Linked DNA regions of Homo sapiens: region 1 is linked to region 2. Evidence: chromatin contacts called from ENCODE POLR2A ChIA-PET data. All regions are on one chromosome and are shown on one strand. The core of a region is the stretch at or near the end of the contact, and the rest is flanking DNA. Distances in the headings are between cores, read along the strand shown.

Evidence for each region. ChIA-PET counts read pairs that join two places held with the same protein, here RNA polymerase II (POLR2A).
Region 1: POLR2A ChIA-PET joins it to region 2 with 10 read pairs in BJ. The contact joins the enhancer-like site here to the promoter of LINC01273 in region 2. POLR2A ChIA-PET finds 5 or more read pairs at or near these places in 5 of 52 experiments (BJ, GM12878, HepG2 and 2 more).

Annotation. Positions count from the first base shown.
Region 1 is chr20:50,223,294-50,227,040 of GRCh38, reverse strand. No RefSeq gene overlaps it. Among named protein-coding and RNA genes, the nearest start is that of CEBPB-AS1, 33 kb to the right of the region's middle. RefSeq lists enhancers at 195-489, 1,843-2,343, 2,344-2,844. Within about 2 kb of position 2,005, at least 23 of the 41 ENCODE cell types and tissues checked have a DNase peak (open chromatin) inside an H3K27ac peak, as active enhancers do.
Region 2 is chr20:50,170,747-50,174,173 of GRCh38, reverse strand. It overlaps LINC01273 (long intergenic non-protein coding RNA 1273), which reads right to left and starts at 1,604. Exons shown (of 3, transcript NR_109943.1): 1 at 1,386-1,604; 2 at 1,157-1,251. RefSeq lists an enhancer at 1,405-1,906.

The DNA.
Region 1 (3,747 bases), core at 756-3,255, 52 kb before region 2:
TTTGTGTTTGCCATGGGCTGCAAGCAACGTCATTCCCAGAATATTTACTTTGACCTCCCCTAGTCTACCCACCAGCCTATACCCAGACAAGGGGCCCTGGACCAGCCAGAGCCCTGCCTGCTCCCTGATGATTAATTAAACCCCCAACCTTGACCATGTCTGCCATCCAGGCCTCGTGCTCAGTGACCTCAGCCTGGCGTGGTGAGAGTGGGAGGGATGGGGAAGCGGTGGAGACGGTTCTGTGGGATGGTGGGGTCTCCCCTGCCACCCACCTGCTCCCTAGGAGGAGCTTTAGCAATCAGAAAAGGCAGTGGTTTTACCAAGAAAAGGAGGAAGAAAACACAGGCAGAGGGCAAGAAGCTCATGGCATGAGTGACTCAACACCCAGTGGGCGGGGGGAGAACTGGAGGGTGGACTCCAAGGAGCTTCTGGCCTAAGGCGGGGTCGGCAGCCCAGGACGGGGGCCAGTGGCAGAAGGACCCAGGAAGGAGCTTGGCAGGGAAGAGGGATGCACGTGATTCGAACATCTGTGTGCCGGCTCAGACCTCCCTGCCACCCCCAGCAGCCCTGAGAGGCAAGGGGCCGCATTCCCATTAAATGGAGCAAAACACTGAGGCTCAGAAAGCAAAGTGACTTGCCCCAGGTCACACGGCATCTAAGTGGTGGAGCAGGCATTGGAACCCATGTCAATGGCTCAGAGAAGGAGTTAAAAACACAGACTTTATAGTCAGACCTGGATTCCAAGCCAGGCTCTTCCACTTGTAACCATGTGACCTTGAGCATGTCACCACTCCCTGGCCTCAGTTTCTCTGTCTGCACAATGGGCATAGCCACATGCCAACCTCATAGATCTTTGAGTGGACTCTATGAGCAGCACAGAGACTGTCTTAAATCAGAGAGGGCCATTGTGGGACTGATAGCATGGGCCCAGCTGGAATGACCCCATTACCAGGGGGTTCAATTCCTTGCAGAATCGATGTTCCAGCCATAAAACTTCTTCTTATTTTGAACTAAATAAAACCTGCCTCTCCTGGGGACCATCCAGACTGGCCTTGGAAGACCTCCCTGCCCTGTAAGGTGGAATGAGGCCTCTGACATTGCACAGAGTGTTCATTCTCTTGAAAAGCCCTTGCTGAGCTCCTACTGTGTGCAAAGCAGTGGTCTAGGCACTGAGGACACAGAAGTAAACAAGACCGACAAGGTCCCTGTTATCATAGGGCTGATGTTCTAAGGAGAGGAAACAAACATTACATGTGTAAACCCCTAAGAAACATAACAATTAGATAATCATTTGTTGAGGAAATCTAAGTATCAGAAGCATCTAAACAACAGAGAACATGTAGAATATATTTTTCTGATTTTTTTTTTTTTGAGACAGAATCTTGTTCTGTTGCCCAGGCTGGAGTGCAATGGCACGATCTCCACTCACTGCAACCTCCACCTCCGGGGTGCAAGTGATTCTCCTGCCTCAGCCTCCTGAGTAGCTGGGATTACAGGTGCCTGCCACCATGCCCAGCTAATTTTTGTATTTTTAGTAGAGACAGGGTTTCGCTATGTTGGCCAGGCTGGTCTTGAACTCATGACCCAGGTGATCCACCCACCTCGGCTTCCCAAAATGCTGGGATTACAAGTGTGAGCCACTGTGTCTGGCCTGATCATCTGTTTTTTACATGACACCATTATATAAATCAGATGATGTTCTTTCCTGGTTTAAAACCCTCTCATGGCTCCCACTGTCTTCTAGATCAAATATAAATGCCTTAATACACCACTAAGGGTCTGTATGTTCCAAGTCCCGTGGATCTATCTGACCTCACCCCTTCACCCATTCTACTCCAGCCACATGGGCCTCCTCAGTGTTCCTTGGACATGCCAAGATCTTTTAGTCCTCATAGCCATCGCACATGTTGTTCTTCCACCTGATGCTCTTCCTCACACTCTCCAACTGGACAACGCCCCCTCAAGACAGTCCCATCTGGGTCCTGTCTTGCCTATCAGCTTGGCTCATTTGGCATTCTTCCCTGAGTCCCTGCGAAAATCCACGCAAAATGGAAAGAAAAATAGTCAGGAAAGATCATGAGTCATTTGTTTACAGGCACTAATTAATTGCTAAGCTCGAAAACTTGATTTCCATTCTTCCTTTTTTCCCCTCTCTGCCCTTTGAGAATGTTTGGAATCCACATTGTTTCCCAATGCAAAAAGTATGTCAGTTTATTTTTAGCAAATGCACATGATGGCTGGGACTGTTATTCATCCCCCCGCGTCAGTGGGGAGCTGGCCACGGAGCATGTGGGCTGCTTGATGCTCTTCAGATGTGGCTCCTGGAAGGCCAGCTGGTCTGCAATGGCCCAAGCTGGGTCCAGCATTGAGGCACTGGGGACAGAGGTTCCAGGCTGCACTTTCTCCTCCGGGCCAGGGGTGGTGCAGTGGAGTGGGAGGCAAGAGGACAAACACTTCCTCCCAGACTGGCTGAGCAAAGCCCTTTCTCCTGGACTAGTAGGTGGGCAGCTTGGGTATTTCAGCATCTTGCCCTCCACTTCTTGTCTTAGAAGGACCTAATTGATTCACCCTTGGTTCAACCAGGATGGGAAAGTCCCCATGCTCTGTCTAGCTGATGCCACTGTGCCTTCTCTGTTCCCCTCCTGTCCCCCACCACCCCCACCTGCGACCCCTCTGAGCCCACCTTGCTCATCCTTCCTGCTCTCTGGGAGCCCAGGTAGGAGATTAGGGACATCCCCCTCTAGTAAGAACACTTGCCAAGAGCTTCCTTCCAAGATGGCTGCTTCCACTCCCCTTGCACCTTTCAGAGTCCATTCTCTGGCCTGGATGGGGCCCAGAAGCTATGGGGAATCTGCTTCCACCTACTCTGAGGGATCATAAAGGACCTGTCTCTAACAGATCCTATTGCCTCCAGCAATAAGGGTGGATGGTATGCCTGTGGAACAACAGACTGTCACCCCCCAGAAGGCAAGAACTATATCTGTTGTGGTCTTTGTCTCCAGGGCTTAGTACACAGTGGGAGCTCAATAAAGACCTGTTGAATGATTGTGACCTGAGTTCCAGCTCGCTGTGCAATGACCATTGTCACTTGCCTCTTCTGAGCCTCACTGTCCCATCTTGCCAAGGGGTAACTGATTGTTAAAGCCCAGAGCAGGGATTGCAAACTCAACTGCCTACAAGATCGGGCAGGGACATAAAAGTGAAACTGGCAGGAGACAACTGTGGTCATGTCCTGTCTAGAGGGGACAGCCACTCCCCAGCCCCAGCACCCAGGACTATGAACCCGAGTCCCTGCATCTTCCCATTTCCCAAGAGAAGCCGGGAATCTGGATGTTTGTGTACGACATTCTGATTTTTCATAGTTGGCAACTCATTTTAACTTGCAGCAAAAGCACCATGCAGGCCAAACCCAACACATCTCGAGGCCGGCCCGGCCCACAGGCCGCCGGTTTGAGCCCTTGGTGGTTGGCGTTTGTGGCTTACCAGGCCTTGGAGCAGGCCTGTCACGCCCAAGACTGGGACAGGAGGTTGGGATGAAGAAGGCAGAACCAGCCTCGCCCCATGTGGGAGTAGCTATTATCCCAGCTTATGGGAGGGCCAGGCCGGACTCGTCGGTGCTGGGACTGCAAGCATCGCCTGCAGAGCTTGCCTTCCACTTAATTAAGGAAGCCGATAGTCATCTAGGTGGAGCGTGGAGATAGGTCGAGAATGAATTAGCAAACTGCAGCCAGCCGATTGTATCTATTG
Region 2 (3,427 bases), core at 355-2,854:
GCGCCTGCCACCACGCCTGGCTAATTTTTTTTGTATTTTTAATAGAGACAGTGTTACACCATTTTGGCCAGGCTGGTCTCGAACTCATGACCCCAGGTATTCCACCTGCCTCAGCTTCCCAAAGTGCTGGGATTACAAACATGAGCCACTGCACCCCGCCAAGGGTTGTAGTTCTTAAAGTCTTTCTTTATCAGGCATATAAGAATGAGACCCCTCTCTTCATGGTCTGCCTCTATTTGTGAAGGTTTTCTTAACATTAGTGACACCAGGCCAGGCGCGGTGGCTCACGTTTGTAATCCCAGCACTTTGGGAGGCTGAGGAGGGCGGATTACGAGGTCAGGAGATCGAGACCACGATGAAACCCCGTCTCTACTAAAAATGCAAAAAATTAGCTGGGCGTGGTGGCGGGTGCCTGCAGTCCCAGCTACTCCAAGAGGCTGAGGCAGGAGAATGGTGTGAAGCTGGGAGGCGGAGCTTGCAGTGAGCCGAGATCGCACCACTGCACTCCCTCCTGGGCAACAGAGCGAGACTCCATCTCAAAAAAAAAAAAAAAAAAAAAAAAAAAAACATTAGTGACACCATTTTGATTCTGACAACTGTCACACATTTTTTTATTGTGGTAAAATATTTAACAGAATATTTATATTTTTCACCATTATTAAGTGTACAATTCAGTGGCATTAAATGCATTCACACTAGGCACAGTGGCTCACACCTGTAATCCCAGCACTTTGGGAGGCCAAGGCGGGAGAATTACTTGAGCCCAAGTGTTCAAGACCAGCCTGGGCAACATAGCGATACCCCCATCTCTACAAAAAAATACAAGAAAAATCAGCCAGGCGTGGTGGCACGCACCTGTAGTCCCAGCTACTCGGGAGGCTGAGGTGGGAAAATCACTTGAGCACGGGAGGTCGAAGCTGCAGTGAGCTAGGATTGCACCACTGCAGTCCAGCCTGGGCAACAGAATAAGACCTTGTCACAAAAAACAAAGAAAAGAAAAAAAATTCACAATGCTGTATACTCGTCATAACTCTCTGTATCCAAAACTTTTCCATCATCCCCAACACAAACTCTGTCCTCATTCAACAATTCCCCCCTCTCTCCAGGTAATCTCTATTCTATTTTCCATCTCTCAGAATCTGCCCATCCCAGGTACCTCATACAACATTGTCCTTCTGTGTCTGGCTTCTTTCACTGAGCACAATGTTTTCCAGGTCCATAGGTGTTGTGGTCTGTGTTGGAATGTTCTTCCTGGGACAAAACAAGGCCTGTCTGACTCCAGGGCTGCCCCCGATCCCCCACGCCCACCTGCCTGTCCCCTCTGCAGGCCTCAGTGCTTCTGTCTGTAGGAAGGGAAGGGCTGGGCGGCCTGCTGGGCTGGTCACCTGCCACCTTGCCGTCAGCGCCTTCCCTCGCGTTAATCACTGTTCAGCCAGAAAACCGAAACCCCTGAACACCGCAACAGAGACTCTCCCACAGGGAACGGGTTACAGAGACGACGGTGGAGGCAGAGGCCGAACGGGATGGGGAGGACGCTCCGAGAAAGAAATCGCAGCCGCAGAGAGCCACTGCCACCTCTAAGCTGGAGGGGCTGGTAAGGTTGCTGTAGCCCAGGGCCTGCGTCACTCCGCAAAGCGGGAGGCACAGGGGCCTGTCCCGGGGCGCTCCCCGACCGGGGCCTCCCGTTGGCCAATAGGAACTCACCGGACGCGAGCCTGGGAAAGGCGCCGCAGGGTCAGCTCTGGGATACACAGAGCAGAGCTGCAGAGGGCGGAGCTTGGATCGGAAGGCAAAGAGCCCCCGCCCCCGCCCGACAGACCCTCCCTCCCTGGTCAACTCCTACCAGGCAGCCCCCACTGTGGCTCCAAGCCCTGGCTTCTCGGACCCAGCTTCCTTCTGTCCCGCTGGCCTAGGGTGGAGCGCCTCCAGCTGTGGCCAATGCTTCACCTGGCCTTTCTGCATCTCGGCTCGTCCGTCCTCTGTGTAAGCAATGCCTGTATTCCATCCCTTCTGTCTGAAATGCCTAGGGTGGTCTCCCTCTTCCAGACTGGCCCCCAATGAGACACCAGTGGTGCTGTCGTTTACAGAGTGGCCACAGTGCTACCACGGGAGGTTAGTGGATGGCTGAGTCATGAACCAGAAAGGAGGGCAGAAGTGAGGTGAGATGGGTCCCCAAGGCAGGGCCACTCCGTGGTAAGTGCAGGATCTCAAGGCAGACCCTGAGCTTTACAGAGACGTTGAGTGGCCACAATCAGGCCCCCAGCTCAGCCAGTGGACGGGCTCCATGTGGCACTGGGCCAAAGAAACCAGCCTCCACTGAGGGCCTCCTGTGTGCCCAGCTGTATTCCCACGTCAACCCCATCTCAGCTGGCAGGGCTCACCGTAATAGAGGACTGCAGACTGTGTGGTTTAATCAACAGAGATTGTTGTCAAGGTGTGAGCGGGGCTGGCTTCTCCCGCAGCCTCGCTCCGGGGCTTGTAGATGGCCGCCTTCTTGCTCTGGGCTCACATGGCCCTCCCTCTGTTTGTGTCTGTGTCCACATTTCCTCTTCCTATGAAGACAACGATTATATTGGATTAGGGTCCACCCTAATGACCTCATTTTTACTTAATTACCTTTTTTTTTTTTTCAAGAGGGAGCTTCACTCTGTGACCCAGGCTGGAGTGCAGTGGCGGGATCTCGGCTCACTGCAACTCCCGCCTCCCGGCTTCCAGCAATTCTCCTGCCTCAGCCTGCCGGGTAGCTAGGATTACAGATGTTCACCACCATGCCCAGCTAATTTTTGTATTTTTCCTAGAGATAGGGTTTCACCATGTTGGCCAGGCTGGTCTCGAATTCCTGACCTCAAGTAATCTGCCCACCTCCACCTCCCAAAGTGCTGGGATTACAGGCGTGAGCCGCTGTGCCTGGCCACTTAATTACCCCTTTAAAGGCCTTATTTCCAAATACAGTAACATTCTGAGGTACTGGGGGTTAGAATCTCAACATAATTATTTGGAGGAGGTCATCATTCAGCCTGTGACACCCCCCAGTTTCACAAGGTGGGCATTATCGGCCCTGTTTTCCAAATGAGGAAACTGAGGCCCAGAGAGTGGCTCACCCAAGGCCACCCAGAGCTGGGTCTCCTCAGGTCCAGGGCTCCCCACCCCCCACACCATGAGCAGGGCTGCTGCTCCACCTGCCAGCCCAGGGAATCTTCTGTCACTCTCTGTGACTGCCGCAGACCCTGGGAAACGGATTCCAATCCCTCTTCCTTTCGTTCCCTCTGCTGTGTGTAATAAGATGATGACCCACCATTTATTGGCCCTTTCCTATGTGTGAGGCTCTTCCACTAGCATTTCTCATGCATTCCATACACACACACGACACGGCTCCTCTGGCTCTGCTCAAGCCTCCTCAGAGATGCCCTCCTCACACACCCCACTT